2 separate regions of the Homo sapiens genome follow, and region 2 is linked to region 1. A link is a loop called in an ENCODE intact Hi-C map of the cell type or tissue named here. Cell type or tissue: psoas muscle. All regions are shown on one strand.

Evidence for each region. Hi-C counts contacts between places; a loop is a spot of excess contacts. Peaks named below come from ENCODE experiments on the same cell type or tissue, not always from the same donor. Only the 100,000 strongest peaks of a DNase experiment are listed, where the experiment ranks them.
Region 2: a loop joins it to region 1, with 5 times the contacts of the local background. A loop is called at or near these places in 1 of 110 quality-filtered maps.

What each region holds. Positions count from the first base shown.
Region 1 is chr2:53,922,485-53,930,484 of GRCh38, reverse strand. PSME4 (proteasome activator subunit 4) reads left to right here. Exons shown (of 47, transcript NM_014614.3): 11 at 2,182-2,368; 12 at 3,002-3,091; 13 at 4,462-4,526; 14 at 4,796-4,946; 15 at 7,066-7,164; 16 at 7,367-7,436; 17 at 7,901-7,968. Among named protein-coding and RNA genes, the nearest start is that of PSME4, 45 kb to the left of the region's middle. In psoas muscle, no CTCF peak of the experiment used is centred here; a DNase peak (open chromatin) is centred at 4,013.
Region 2 is chr2:55,250,466-55,258,465 of GRCh38, reverse strand. MTIF2 (mitochondrial translational initiation factor 2) reads left to right here. Exons shown (of 16, transcript NM_002453.3): 6 at 3,641-3,812; 7 at 4,265-4,425; 8 at 5,813-5,989. Among named protein-coding and RNA genes, the nearest start is that of MTIF2, 15 kb to the left of the region's middle. In psoas muscle, no CTCF peak of the experiment used is centred here; no DNase peak of the experiment used is centred here.

The sequences.
Region 1 (8,000 bases):
CGTCTTCAACCCCCAGTATTCTTTGCTTCTTGGCCTCCACAGAGTAGCAGAAGCCAACAGTTAATGTTAGGTTCCCTGATGCTCCCTGGAGAGGAGGGACTTCATCTGTTTGCTTAGCTAACATTTTGAAGTTTGGAGTGTTTTTGATGTTTCTTTAGTTCCCCTTTGCTTTGTTATTTTCAGCTGATTAATTATGAATAGTGAGCTAAATTCTTAGTAGAAAGAACAAAGCTTATAAATAAATAGACCTATCACGTTTTTCTTTAGTCCTAAAATTTTGGACAAATGTAATATCAGCATATTAAGTGATATTGAATGCTTGGCCAAGATAAATATTTAATAGACCAAATTGACAATACAATGACATTTTTTGAGACTTTCAGTTGTAATTTGGTGCTGTTTTGAAGTGGCATCACCTTTTAAAATTTATTATTTATTTATTTATTTATTTATTATTTATTTATTTAGAGACAGACTCTTGCTCTGTTGCCCAGGCTGGAGTGCAGTGACATGATCTCAGCTCACTGCAACCTCCACCTCTCGGGTTCAAGCGATTCTCCTGTCTCAGCCTTCCGAGTAGCTGGGATTACAGGTGTCTGCCACCATGCCCAGCCAATTTTTGTATTTTTAGTAGAGATGGCGTTTCACCATGTTGGTCAGGCTGATCTTGAACTCCTGACCTCAAGCAGTCCGCCTGCCTTGGCCTCCCAAAGTGCTGGGATTACAGGTGTGAGCCACCATGGCTGGCCAAAGATTTTATTTTTAATAAAAGCAAAACTTTTTTAAAAACTAAAAATGTAGAAAAAAATCTTAGACACTTAGTTTTACATCTCCAAGAAAGCTTCTGTTAAAGAGTTTGGTATGTTTTCTCCATTAAAAAAAAAAAAAATAAGCAGCTAGGCTGGCTTATGCCTGTAGTCCCAGGACTTTGGAAGTCTGAGGAAGATGGATTGTTTGAGCTCAGGAATTTGAGACCAGCCTGGGCAACATGGCAAAACTCTGTCACTACAAAAAAAATACAAAAGTTAGCCGGGAGTGGTAACGTTTGCCAGTAGTCCCAGCTACTTGAGAAGCCAAGGCAGGAGGTTTACCTGATCTGGGCAATGTGGAGGCTGCAGTGAGCTGTGATCAGGCCACTGCACTCCAGCCTGGGGCAGAGTAAAACCCTGACTCCAGGGTTGGGGGTGGTCAGGGGAAAGAAAGAGTAGAGTATCTGTAACTTGTTATTCCACTGACTGACCGTTAGATTAGTATAATATAGATTAGGATGGCTGAAATCATGCAGGATCTATCAGTTGATGTTCTTTTGGTTTTTTTTTGAGACAGAGTCTTGCTCTGTCGCCCAGGCTGGAGTGCAGTGGCATAATCTTGGCTCACTGGAACCTCCGCCTCCCAGGTTCAAGCGATCCTCCTGCCTCAGCCACCCGAGTAGCTTGGATTACAGGCATGCACCACCACACCCCGCCAATTTTTGTATTCATGGTAGAGGCAGGGTTTCACCATGTTGGCCAGGCTGGTCTCAAACTCCTGACCTTAGGTGATCTGCCTGCCTTGGCCTCCCAAAGTGCTAGTGTTACAGGTGTGAGCCATCACACCCTGGCCTCTACCAGTTTGTGTTCTTTTTTCACTGTGGAATTGGCATGGAAAGAGTTGGTAAGGTAGCAGGGGATTGGGGACATGTGCAATAAATAATCTGTGTATCTTTCCTTTATTTGTGTACAGTAGTGTCTCCCCTTACTGGTGAGGGATGTGTTTGAAGACCCCCAGTGCATACCTGAAACCATGGATAGTACTGGACCCTATGTATACTGTGTTTTTTCACATGCATGCATACCTGTGATAGTTTAATTCATGAATTAGGCACAGTAAGAGATTAAAAACAATCATAAAATAGAACAATTATAAAAATATATTGTTCAGTGTAATAGAAGTTATGTGAATATGGTCTCTCGTTCTCAGGACACAAATATTTGGTTAACCTTTGTTAACTGAAACTACGGAAACTACAGATAACGGGGCTACTGTAATTGTTAACTTTGATTGCAGATTTTCACTCTGAGTATTTTGCTAACTGTAAGCCTTTAAGTCAAAGTGCAGTTTATGAATTTATTATATTTAATGTATTATGGTATTATGCATATCTGTGATGGAGACTTTAAAAATTCTGTTTTCAAACTGTAGAACATATCCTGCATTAGAGACATTAACAGAACCTCACCAGCTCACAGCTACTTTAAGTTGTGTAATTGGAGTAGCCCGCAGTTTGGTATCAGGAGGCAGATGGTTTCCTGAAGGTCCTACACATATGCTACCTCTGTTGATGAGAGCATTGCCTGGGGTGGATCCAAATGACTTTAGTAAATGCATGGTGAGTATATTGGTGATTATACACTCCGTATTTAGGTAGGAGGCAAAGTAAACTTCTCAGTGACAAAAGGTTGGAGAAGTTTGTGCATAAGCCTAATATAAATATGAAAATAAATGTTGTATAATTTAATTATTAAAGTAACAGTTGTTTATTTATTTATTTATTTTGAGACGGAGTCTTGGTCTGTCACCTAAACTGGAGTGCAGTGGCGCGACCTCGGCTCATTGCACTGTGATCCACCTCCTGGGTTCCAGCAATTCTCCTGCCTCAGCCTCTTGGGTAGCTGGGATTATAGGCACACGCCACCATGCCTGGCTGGGTTTCGTATTTTTAGTAGAGACAGGGTTTCACCATGTTGGCCAGGCTGGTCTCGAACTCCTGGCCTTAAGTGATCCACCCGCCTCAGCCTCCCAAAGTGTTGGGATTACAGGTGTGAGCCACTGCGCTCGGCCGACAGCTAGTTAATTATGAAGAACCTTACAGTGTTCAATTCTAAATGAGGAATACCCAGAAAAACTGTTGTGGGATTTTGATCAAGATAATTTATTGGGGTAATTTATTGTAGTTCATGGTATACTTGTATTTCTGAATTAGAATTATGTAATGTTGAAAATCCTTTGTATGTTTCCACAGATCACATTCCAGTTCATAGCAACATTTTCTACTCTGGTGCCTTTAGTAGATTGTTCATCTGTACTACAAGAAAGAAATGACCTCACAGAAGTAAGGGTATTTTATGGTTATAAAAGGGCTAAGATGTTCTAATTATTATTGCATATGCATAGTAACACTTGACAGTTTAGAAACGACTTTGGAAGTAAAATCACTATTTTGTGACTAGAATGGTACATATGGAGGGCCAGGACATCATTGGCAAGAGAGTCTACAGAGCACCCACCACAGGAGGTGGCTCAAAAATAGGCTGTTTCTATAAACATCTGACATCTGGAGGTGTATTTCAGTTTTATGTCACTTTTCAATGTTTTGTTAAGCAAAAGATGGTGATATTTTATTTTTCTATCATCTTAGGTTAGTAATAAATCTGTCCAAGGGATTGACATTTAATGAAGAAAGATTTTCTTCATTCATTTCTGTCTGGCTCTTTCAAAACTTCTTTCTTTCTTTCTTTCTTTCTTTTTTTTTTGAGATGGAGTCTTGTTATGTCACCCAGGCTGGAGTGCAGTGATGTGATATCGGCTCACTGCAACCTCCACCTCCTGGTTCAAGCAATTCTCCTGCCTCAGCCTCCCGAGTAGCTGGGACTACAGGCATGCACCACCATGCCTGGCTAATTTTTTGTAATTTTAGTAGAGATGGGGTTTCATCATGTTGGCCAGGCTGGTCTCGAACTCCTGGCCTCAAGTAATCTGCCCGCCTTGACCTCCCAAATGCTGAGATTACAGATGTGAGCCACTGTACCCAGCCCCCAGAACTATTTTCTTTATTGCAAGCATGTTGCCCAGGCTGGAGTGCAGTAGTGCCATCTTGGCTCACTGCAGCCTCTGCCTCCTGGGTTCAAGTGGTTCTTGTGCCTTAGCCTCCCGGGTAGCTGGGATTACAGGCGTGTGCCAACATGCCTGGCTAATTGTGTATATGTGTATTTTTAGTAGCGATGGGGTTTTGCCATGTTGGCCAGACTGGTCTTGAACTCTTGACCTCAAGTGATTCGCTTGCCTCGGCCTCCCAAAGTGCTAGGATTACAGGCATGAGCCACAGTGTCTGGCTAGCTACCGTGCCCAGTCGCGAGCATGTTATTGTTTATATTTTTCTGGACATTCAGGTAGTGAGAGACTAGACTTTGCAAAAATCAGCAGTTTGAAAACTGAATTTATAATAAAGATAGCTGCTTGACTTCTGTATTTGGCCCTTGTAAAATAACATTAATTTCTTCTTTCTTTGGTTCCTAGAAAGTAGTAGATGAAGTTGTTCTAAATTGAAAGTAGTAGATGAAGTCTAGCATGGTGCTGTTTCTCATAGTACCCAATATAATGGTTTAGTGTGGATACATTTGGCAGGCAATAATTGAGTTTTGTTAGTTCAGGAAAAAAAAACAAAGGCTATATGTAATCTTTCTCCATATTGGGATATTATAGGTGGAACGAGAACTTTGTTCAGCCACAGCTGAATTTGAGGATTTCGTCTTACAGTTTATGGACAGGTGAGCTTGTAACCCACACCAACGTTTAGCTGAAATTCTAGAAAATGACTCTTCTATCCCAGAAAGTTTAGTTTATTTCTGCATTATAACCTTTATTTAGCTACTACTGGTGCTCCTGAAGTTATAAAAGGATAATCGATTTGTGAACCACGTAGAAATTAAGTAGCTATCACTTGAATAATTAGGACAATAGAGAGTTACCTGATGACCACCAAAAATGTCAAACCAGATTTTAGTTGCTGAAATTATGCTTTGTTTGGATTATTTAGATGTTTTGGACTTATAGAAAGTAGCACATTGGAGCAAACAAGAGAAGAGACAGAAACTGAGAAAATGACACACTTGGAGAGTTTGGTCGAATTAGGTCTGTCTTCTACGTTTAGTACAATCCTCACCCAATGTTCCAAAGAAATATTTATGGTAAGAACATTGCTGCAAAAAATAAACTTCCAGCTTTTAAGTTTCATTTGATGTTTTAAAATTGACTTCAAGTTACTTTGTGTATATCATGCAGTTTATCATTTACATTCATACTAAAGTTTTAAAGAAATGTACAGTTGCTCATTATTTGCAAATTTCGTATTTGCAAATTTACCTGTTTGCTCTAACTATTTGCAACCTGAGAATCAAGCTTTTGCGACTGACAAAAATTCAGTTACTTAAATTTGATCTCACATATGCCATGTGTTCTCAGCTGAGAGCAAACGAGGCACTCTGCCGTCTTATATCCAGCTCCACTTAAACAACTGTCCCCTTTGCGATCTATTTAATGCCACTTTTTTACATTTTTTTGCTTCTTATTGGTGATTCTGCTGTTTAAAAATGTCAAAAATGGCTCCCAAGAGTTTATTGTTTAAAGTGGTTGAGGGTTCCTAAGCATAAGAGAGTTGTGCTGTGCCTAATGGAAAAAACACTGTGCTAGGTAAGCGTCAACAGGCATGAGTTATGTTGCTGTTGACTGCGGATTAAATGTTAGTGAATCAACAATATGTATTAAATAAGTTGTCTGTAAACAGAATCACACTTAGGATTATGTATTGATCAGTTGATGAAAATGTTGTCACCATAGGTTCACAGGAACATAATCCTGTATTTCCCCTGGGAGCAATGGTTCAGTATTTGCTAGTTCAGTGGTCACAGCAAATTTATAGAACATGACTACCATGAACAACAAGAAACAACTGTCGCAGGGGGGATAGCATTAGGAGAGATACCTAATGTAAGTGACGAGTTAATGGGTGCAGCACAGGAACATGGCACATGTATACATATGTAACAAACCTGCATGTTGTGCACATGTACCCTAGAACTTAAAGTATAATAAATAAAAAAAAGAAACAACTGTATTTTTTAATTTTACAATTAAAAACAGTTACTCAGCTGAGTTTTAGAAATTGCTTATGACATCACTCCCATGATAGAAATTAAATCCTAAGACTAACTGATGGATTAGAAGTAGTTATCTTCATAAGACATTCAGTAAGCATTCACTAATTCAATATTGGTTGGTACCTATTATTTGTAATGTGGTACCTATTATCTGTAGCCTTTAAGACTACACTTTATTTTCATTTCTGTTTCTTCTCCCATCATCTGTAATTATCACTGTTAAATATGTTAATCCTAGAAGCCAAACTGCCTTATAGCTGTGTGAAATAAATACTATGATTATGTTAGTATAAAGAAATGAACACAAATCATCTCTTATTTAACCAAAAAGAGTTGTTTATACTTTTCAGTATTGTTAACCCAGGTATAGAACTCATTCTTCCATTGAGCAAGTAAATTAAAGTTTTGTGACATGACTGTAAAATAAACAGACTGCTTCAGTTCTTTTAGGGTAAGGATAGATGTCTAGTTTGTAGTTGTCAGGATGACAAATTGTATTAGGTATTCCAAAAAATTCCCTTTGTTATATTCAATTAGCCAGAAAGACAATTAAATTGCATTTGCTTCCACCAGGTATAATTTTATGTGTAGGGTTTCTGTGGCAAGTGAAATCTTGTACCTCAATTTTTTTTTTTTTTTTTTTTTTTTTTTTTTTTGTTAACTCTGTCACCTGGGCTGGAGTGCAGTGTCGCGATCTCGGCTCACTGCAACCTCCACCTCCCGGGTTCAAGCAATTCGCATGCCTCAGCCTCCCGAGCAGCTGGGACTACAGGCATGCGCCACCATGCCTGGTCAATTTTTGCATTTTTAGTGGAGACAGGGTTTCGCCATGTTGGCCAGGCTGGTCTTGAGCTCCTGATGTCAAGTGATGCTCCTGCCTCAGCCTCCCAAAGTGCTAAAATTACAGGTGTGAGCCACCACATCCAGCCAGTACCTAAAATATTTTGTTCAAGTTAGGATCGTGGGCAAAGATTGTTCTTAGACCTGAATGTAACATCATTAAACAAATTCTTATAAAATCAGATGGTTAAAAATTGCCTATGGGCTTATTTTTGGAATTGTCTAAATATATTTATCATTTTCTTTTATGTTCTGTAAGATGTTTAATTTTCTTAAAAAATGCTCATTAAACATTTTCATATCTTAACAGGTGGCCCTTCAGAAGGTTTTTAATTTTTCTACTTCACATATATTTGAAACAAGAGTAGCAGGTCGCATGGTGGCAGACATGTGCCGCGCTGCTGTAAAGGTGAGTTTATTTTTTTGAACTGATGTATTAATGACTCAACAATCAACTAGTTTATATGGTTAATTATTAGAGGTGCTTCTATGCTTAAAATGCATAGTTCTTTCAGTAGCTGCTTATTTACAGCCTTTTACTGCCACTGAAAATATAATCTTGTATATATTTGCCTTTCAAAAAAGCCTTACTTATACAAATACATTTTCAGTGCTGCCCAGAAGAATCTTTGAAGCTCTTTGTTCCCCACTGCTGCAGTGTTATAACTCAGCTTACAATGAGTAAGTCATAAGGTCATTATTCTCTCTTTACAATTTTGGATAAGTTTTTTTCTTGGTTTCTAAAACTCTGTTAATGACAACAGATTCCTTTAGCTTCACAATATTTTGATTGGCAATTTGGGGAAAATTTGTCTCCAAAAAAGATATCATCCAGGTTGGCAGTAGCTTAAAAATGTTACTTTATTAATATTCTTATACAACCACCATTCAGAGGTTACCTTCAAAAATATCAGTTATTTTGTGAGATATAGAGGGGCAGAAGTCTTGGTTGGTGTGTTTATTTTCTTGAAAATTCTGTTTCTACCTCCTTTTGGAACAAGCTCAGCTTCATGAAGAAGAAATAAAAAGTCTTCCTAAAAGAGGTTTTCCTCAGCTATTGGAAATATTAAATAGAAGTATTTTAAAATGCTATATTTAGTTGAATGCATAGGTTTTTCCCCCTAATAGTATTTTGCTGTTTTTAGATGATGATGTATTAAATGATGAAGAGCTAGACAAGGAATTACTATGGAATCTTCAACTTTTGTCTGAGGTATTGTAAATCTTTGGAATAAGAAACATGAC
Region 2 (8,000 bases), 1.3 Mb before region 1:
AACTCCTGACCTCAGGTGATCCACCCACCTCGGCTTCCCAAAGTGGTGGGATTACAGGTGTGAGCCACTATGCCTGACCAACTCATAATTTTTGTTTTGAAATAGTTTTACAGTTCTCTGAGAGCATATTCACATAGTAAATTTGAGTTGTATCATTCTTAAAATGTGTTTCCTTGGGAAAGCATGTGGTAGAAAGATAAATAGGAAATCGTTTCTTGGCATTATTGTGGAGTACAATCAGTGGCTTGCTGGTGCTGGCTTGCATCAGTTTGTGAGCTTATTGCTAAATTATAAGGAATTATTTGAGCTGGTTGTTAAACACAACCATTTAAAAAAATTAAGTCACAAAGGTAGTAAAAACTCAGAAACTCACTGGCTGGGTGCGATGGCTCATGTCTGTAATCCCAGCACTTTCAGAGGCTGAGGCAAACATATCGCTTGAGCCCAAGAGTTTGAGATCAGCCTGGGCAACATGATGAAGCCTTGTCTTTACAAAAGAAATACAAAAATTAGCTGGGTATGGTGATGTGAGCCTCTAGTTCCTGCTTCTTGGGAGGCTGAGGTGGGAGGACTGCCTGGGAGGCAGAGGTTGCAGTGAGCTGAGATTGTGCCACTGCACTCCAGCCAGGGCGACAGACTGAGACCCTGCCTCAGAAAACCCCAAACAAACAAACAAAACCAACTCTTCACTTCCCAGTTATTTTATTGCATTTTACAATTACCTGTGTTCTCAAGGTTATTTATGCCTGTCATATCTATATGGTAAAAAGACTCCCAACACTGCATTCAGTGACTTTATGTTGGTAGCTTGTAATCAACCATGGTGGGCATATTTGCACCATGGAAATTGGAGAATACTGTAAATTAGAGATTTATTTTTGAGAGCATAGTTATTAAACATTTGCCAGCATACCAGTGAATAGGATGTTCTTTTAGTTTAATGTTCTGCTTATCTGAGGATGGCTTTCTTCCTTTTATTTTTTTCTTGAGATGGAGTCTCACTCTTGCCCAGGCTGGAGTGCAGTGGCGCAGTCTCAGCTCACTGCAACCTCCGCCTCCCGGGTTCAAGAGAGTCTCCTGCTTTAACCTCTGGAGCAGCTGGGATTACAGGTGCGTGCCACCATGCCCAGCTAATTTTTTGTATTTTTAATGGAGATGGGGTTTCACCATGTTGGCCAGGCTCGTCTCAAACTCCTCATCTTAGGTGATCTGCCCACCTCGGCCTCCCAAAGTGCTGGGATTATAGGTGTGAGCCACCGCACCCGGCTGCCTTCTTTCATATCTACTCTTTAAATATATTTTTATAGGGTGACTGCAAGTCTGGAACATAAAACTACTTATTTCATTATCATCACAGATACATTTATTTATCATCCGCAGGGAAACATGACTGAGATTAAAACAAAGCACATTAAATAAAATGAAAAAGAGAATAAGTAAATATTTTTCCTATATTTCAAGAGTTTTTGGTTTGGGTGCAGTAGCTTACACCTGTAATTCCAGAACTTTCGGAGGCCAAGGTGGGAGAATTGCTCGACCAGGAGTTCAAAACCAACCTGGGCAAAATGGCAAGAACCCTTCTCTACAAAAAATTAGTAGGATGTAGTGGTGGCACCTGTGGTCCCAGCTATAACGGAGGCCGAGGCAGGAGGATTGCTTGAGCCTGGGAATTTGAGGCTACTGCAGTGAGTTAGGATTGTGCCACTGCACTCTAGCCTGGGCAACAGTGTAAGACCCTGTCTCAAAAAAAATTTTTTTTTTTTTTGAGATGGAGTCTCGCTCTGTCACCCAGGCTGGAGCGCAGTGGCGTGATCTCGGCTTACTTCAACCTCTGTCTCCCGGATTCAAGCAATTCTCCTCAGCCTCCCGAGTAGCTGGGACTACAGGTGCCGCCACCATGCCCAGCTAATTTTTGTATTTTTAGTAGAGACAGGGTTTCACCATATTGGCCAGGCTGGTCTTGAACTCCTGACCTCGTGATCTGCCCGCCTCGGCCTCCCAAAGTGTTGGGATTACAGGCGTGAGCCACCGTGCCTGGCCAAAAATTTTTTTAAAATAAAAAATAAAGACTTTTTGGACACCCTAGATACATAAACAAGTAAATGAATTGCGGATACATGTATTCAGAGATATATATTGTGTGTGTGTGTGTGTGTGTGTGTGTATATGTGTGTATGTCTGTACATACTATCAGTTCTCATTATAAGTGGATTATTTATTTTAGGTGTGGATTCTGTATTTGAAAATTCACCTACTCAACAAAATGTATTTGCAGCTCAAAAATCAGTACTTGCTGGGCATGGTGGCTCATGCCTGTGATCCCAGCACTCTGGGAGGCCGAGGCAGGCGGATCACCTGAGGTCAGGAATTTGAGACCAGCCTAGCCAACATGGTGAAACCCTGTCTACAAAAAATAGAAAAATTAGCCAGGGATGGTGGCGTGCACTTGCAGTCCCAGCTACTCAGGGGGCTGAGGCAGAAGAATTGTTTGAACCTGGGAGGCAGAGGCTGCAGCTAGCCGAGATTGCCCCACTGCACTTCAGCCTGGGTAACAAAAGCGAAACTCTGTCCCAAAAAAAAAGAGAAAAAAATCAGTACTCAGGTTCTCTTGCAGTTATTATTGGACATGTGCAGAACAGTGAAAGATGTGGGTTGTCCATTGTGCATGTTCTGAAGCTGAGGTTGAATGAGGTGACACTGTTTCAGCTGTCGTACTGCAAACAAGTGTCCTTTTTGTATTCTATTTAGTGTCACTTTTTTTCACATTTTTATGCTTTTTGTTGGTAATTTTGCTGTTTAAAATGGCTCCTAAATGTGGTACTGAATTCCTATCTAGTGTTCCTAAGCCCAAGAAGGCTGTGATATGCCTTACAGAGAAAATATGCATCTCAGATAAGCTTGTTCTGGCATGAGTTATAGTGCAATTGGCCATGAGTTCAATGTTAATGAATCAAATATATATATATATAATATATGTATTTATATATAAATATTTTACATATTTGATTTATATATATATATTATACATAATATATCATATTGAGATATATAAATATATATTATATATAATACTATATATAAATATATATATAGTATCTTTAAACAGAAATGCATAAAACAAAATTATGTGTTGATCAGTTGATGAAATGTGACTAAAGGCTTGCAGGAACCCAACTCTATATTTCCCCTCAGAACAGTGGTTCAATATTTGCTAATTCAATAGTTTTGGTGACTTTATAGAACATAATTATTGCAAATAATGGCAATTGATTGTATATACACACACACATTCGTGTATACATGACATTTGTGACCTTAAATTTTTAGAGAAATAGACTACAATCAATTATTATAAATACTAAATTTATCTTAATGTTTTATTGATGATTCAGATGGCTTAGAATACATAAATATTCAAATATTTATGAATATGCGGAAAAGTCAGTTAATAGAAATGTATCATATTTTAAATAATTAAAAAACATTTTTTAGCTTCCTTGTGATTTGTTAATATTAGAGAAACAGTTTGCATAGTTATTCCTCTCATTGAGTGTACTGTTTATATAGACATTTATTAATAGAGATTACTTCTTGAGCATTTAATTAATGATCCTAAAAGGTTTTATTTTATTCCAATCAGATTATGTATATGAAGCTTTATTGAACACTGATATTGACATAGATTCACTGGAAGCAGACTCACATTTAGATGAAGTCTGGATCAAAGAAGTGATAACGAAGGCAGGGATGAAGTTAAAGTGGAGTAAATTAAAACAGGACAAAGTCAGAAAAAATAAAGATGCTGTAAGAAGGTAAAACTTAACTGTATATACTGGCAGGGTTTGGGGGAGACTACATAGTTATATTTACACTTTTTAATGGAAAGATTTGCTTTAAAATTTCTTTTGTAATAAAGATATGTGTGTATAAACTTCGAAGTACTTAAAGCATTAGAAAGTGTATTATACATTCAAGTTATTATAAAACTTTAAGGATTTTTTAAAAATTTGCTGAATGTATACATTGGTCTGAATTTTCAAATTTGATTCAGTTCTGCTCATTGTTATGAAAATGCAAACCACAGGTAGGTAGGCAGTTATTAAATAGTCTGTCATATGTATAGGAGGGGGAAATAGGTCTAATCCACACTGAATATTGGGTTTTATTGTTAATGGTAGTTCACAGGGATAAATGTGAACCAATTCACAGGCTATAAAGTATTTCTGATATTTAAGAAATGAAACTCTTTTGCTGTTAATTGTAGGCCCCAGGCAGATCCAGCTTTATTAACCCCAAGGTCCCCAGTTGTTACTATAATGGGCCATGTTGATCACGGGAAAACGACATTACTTGACAAATTTCGAAAAACTCAAGTGGCAGCAGTGGAAACTGGAGGCATCACTCAGCACATTGGTGCCTTTCTTGGTATGAACACAAATTACCTTACAATGTGCTTGGGAACCCCACTTATTTTCTTAAACTAAATGTCATAGTATGAAATATACAAATTCAAAGTACAAGAGAAGGCTAAAGCTTGCAGTCATTAGTTTGATGAAATGTAGAGCAAGTGGTTAGTAAAGCTGTGTTTTGTACTTTCTATAAGAAGAAGATTGTGTTAACTGTTAACTTTTTTTTTTTTTTTTTTCTTTTTGAGACAGAGTCTCACTCTGTCACCCAGGCTGGAGTGCAGTGGTGCAATCTTGGCTCACTGCAACCTCTGCCTCCCCAGTTCAAGCAGTTCTCCTGCCTCAGCCTCCCAAGTAGCTGGGACTACAGGTGTGCACCACCGTGCCTGGCTAATTTTTGTATTTTTAGTTGAGACAGGGTTTCCCCATGTTGGCCAGGCTGGTCTCAAACTCCTGACCTTGTGGTCCGCCTGCCTCAGCCTCCCAAAGTGTTGGGATTACAGGTGTGAGCCATCGTGCCTGGCTTAATTTTTTTGTATTTTTAGTAGAGACGGGGTTTTGCCATGTTGGCCAGGCTGGTGTCGAACCCTTGACCTCAAGTGATCTGCCCATCTTGACCTCCCAAAGTGCTAGGATTACAGGTGTGAGCCACCGCGCCTGGCTGAAAATTGTGTTAACTTTTAATTCTAGCTCATTCTTAGTTTGATTTAATGAGTCTACAATTTTTTTATTAATTATGTTTATATAACTTCCTTTGCTAGGTTGTGATAATATTGCTGATAATAATTAAATAATAGTCCCATTTACGAGCACCTAGCATGTTTCCAGTACTGTGCTGAGCACCTTATATGTTTTGTCTTTTTTATCTTGACAACAACATCATAAGGTAGGTATTAATAGTTGCACTTACAAATAAGGAAGCCGATACTTCTTCGAGTTAAGCAGCTTTCCCACAGTATATAGCCAGTAAGTAGCATAGCCAGGATTTAAACCCAAGGTCAATGGACTCAAATCGTGAGCTACTGCCTACTAAATTGCCTCTCTGTGGCTCAGGGAGTTGTGCAACTCTGATTTGCTAATGTGAGGGTGGCTGCCTGTACAACAATTGGTCTGTTCTGTCTCTAAAATAGATATATCAGTTGATACATTTATGAAAGTAGTTATGTTCTAGAATTATGGAGACTTTAGTTTGAAATTTTTACATGGAAAAAAACCCATAAGAATCTCACTGGCATTTTATCACTTTTCATTGTGAAATGATGATCTGTGTTCTGATTAAGATTAATGGAAGGAATAAAATTATTTTAAAGAATTATTGATGGTTTCTGATAATGTCGCATATATTCTTTGGTATTAAGGAAGTACATGTTTGAATCCTTGATGTTCTTGAATTTCTGTTTCCACAGTCTCTCTGCCTTCTGGGGAAAAGATAACTTTTCTTGATACTCCAGGACATGCTGCTTTCTCAGCAATGAGAGCCAGAGGTGCTCAGGTCACTGACATTGTCGTATTGGTTGTAGCTGCAGATGATGGAGTGATGAAACAAACTGTAGAATCTATTCAGCATGCCAAAGATGCACAGGGTACTGTGTGGCTGACTTAATGGATCTACTACATAAAGTCAAAGTTCTGGGGCCATTTACATATAGCTCATTTAGTCTTCACAACAATCCCAGAGTTATTATACGTGTATTACAGATAAGCCTCAAAGATAAATTGTTTTCCCACAGACTTATAACTAATAGGAAGAGTATAGCAGGATTCAACTTGGGAGTTGTGACCATAAGTACAGACCACAGGTACAATCTTTCCTCTACTATGCCCTTTTTTTTTCAACTTTTTATCATAGAAATTTTAAACAGATACAAAAGTAAGAAAAGAATAATGAAATTCGATCTATCCATCACATAAATTCATTAGGAGTTGCATAGTGGTTATATTCTGTTATTTCCTGTTAATTTATTATGTGGAATTCTTCTCTAAAGAGAAACTTTCCCTTCTGCTTTAAATAAGTTCTTATCTGATCAAATGTATAAAATTCAGACTTTTGGAAAATCACTTAACCATCTTCTCCCTTATTTCTTCATTTAAAAGTTATAATAATAAATACCCACACATGTAATTATACATTCTAGGCTGGGAGTGGGGGCTCACACCTGGAATCCCAGCACTTTGGGAGGCCGAGGCCGGTGGATCACCTGAGGTCATTGGGAGTTCGAGACCAGCCTGACCAACATGGAAAATCCCTGTCTCTACTAAAAATACAAAGTTAGCCAGGCATGGTGGCACATACCTGTAATCCCAGCTACTTGGGAGGCTGAGGCAGGAGAATCACTTGAACCCGGGAGGTGGAGGTAGTGGTGAGCCGAGATTGTGCCATTGCACTCCAGCCTGGGCAACAAAAGCGAAACTCCGTCTCAAAAAAAAGTTACACATTCGGTATATTGATTTTTATTCTGAAATGACTGTACCCCTACCCTTACTGAGAAAATGTACTCGATAAAGTGTGTCATATTACCCCCAGATTTACTGGCAAGATTTTTAAAAGGTTGGGAGTTACTGAACTAGTCCAGTTCTTTCATTTTACAGCATGAAAACTAAGACTCAGACAGCAGCCAGAACTCTCCCTAATTATATACAATTATACACTAATTTTCAGTATGTCTGCATATGGAATTTGGATCTGCTAGCTTCCAATGTTATTCTCTTTTCTTTTTAATTCCTCAAAACTGCCTTTGTATGATGTACTATGTTCTTAATGATTCTAGGGAATACATGCAAAAAGAGAGGGATAAATTTGCCAGGGATCCCATTACAAAGCAATTGGTTGAGATAGGATAACTTCATTAGATCATGCTTTGTACACCTCTTCTCTTGGTACCGGTTAAGTTCCAGCTCATCAACATAGAATGTACTTTTTCCTTTTCTTTTTTTTTTTTTTTTTTTTTTGAGACGGAGTTTTGCTCTTATTGCCCAGGCTGGAGTGCAGTGGTGCAATCTTGGCTCACTTCAACCTCCTTCTCCCAGGTTCAAGCGATTCTCCTGCCTCAGCCTCCCGAATAGCTGGGATTACAGGTGACTGCCACCACACCTGGCTAATTTTTGTATTTTTAGTAGAGATGGGGTTTTACCATGTTGGCCAGGTTGGTCTCAAACTCCTGACCTCAGGTGATCCACCCACCTCCCAAAGTCCTGGGATTACAGGTATGAGCCACCGTGCCCGGCCAGAATGTACTTTTTCGTAATAGTACGTTGTGGATTGCAAAACTTTTTTGTATCTTTTAAAATTTCTGTTTGATACCTGAGAAAATTACAGAGATGATGAAATGCAACCACAGAATTACCTCGTAGAATTTTGTGTGATTTCTCTAAAGAGAGGATATGTCTAGTGATAGTAAGTAGATTAAAAGATTGTTTGGTCCTTTCATTAAGTAAACATTTATTGAGAGCCTACTAGGTCACTGACCTAGGTGTATGAATAAATAGTATAAGTCCTAAAAGAAAATTTGTGATATTGGTACTTAGTTTTAACCTAGGATGAGATGTTGGGTTTTAACAATGAGTAAATAAACCCTGGAAAGAAGAGGCAAATGA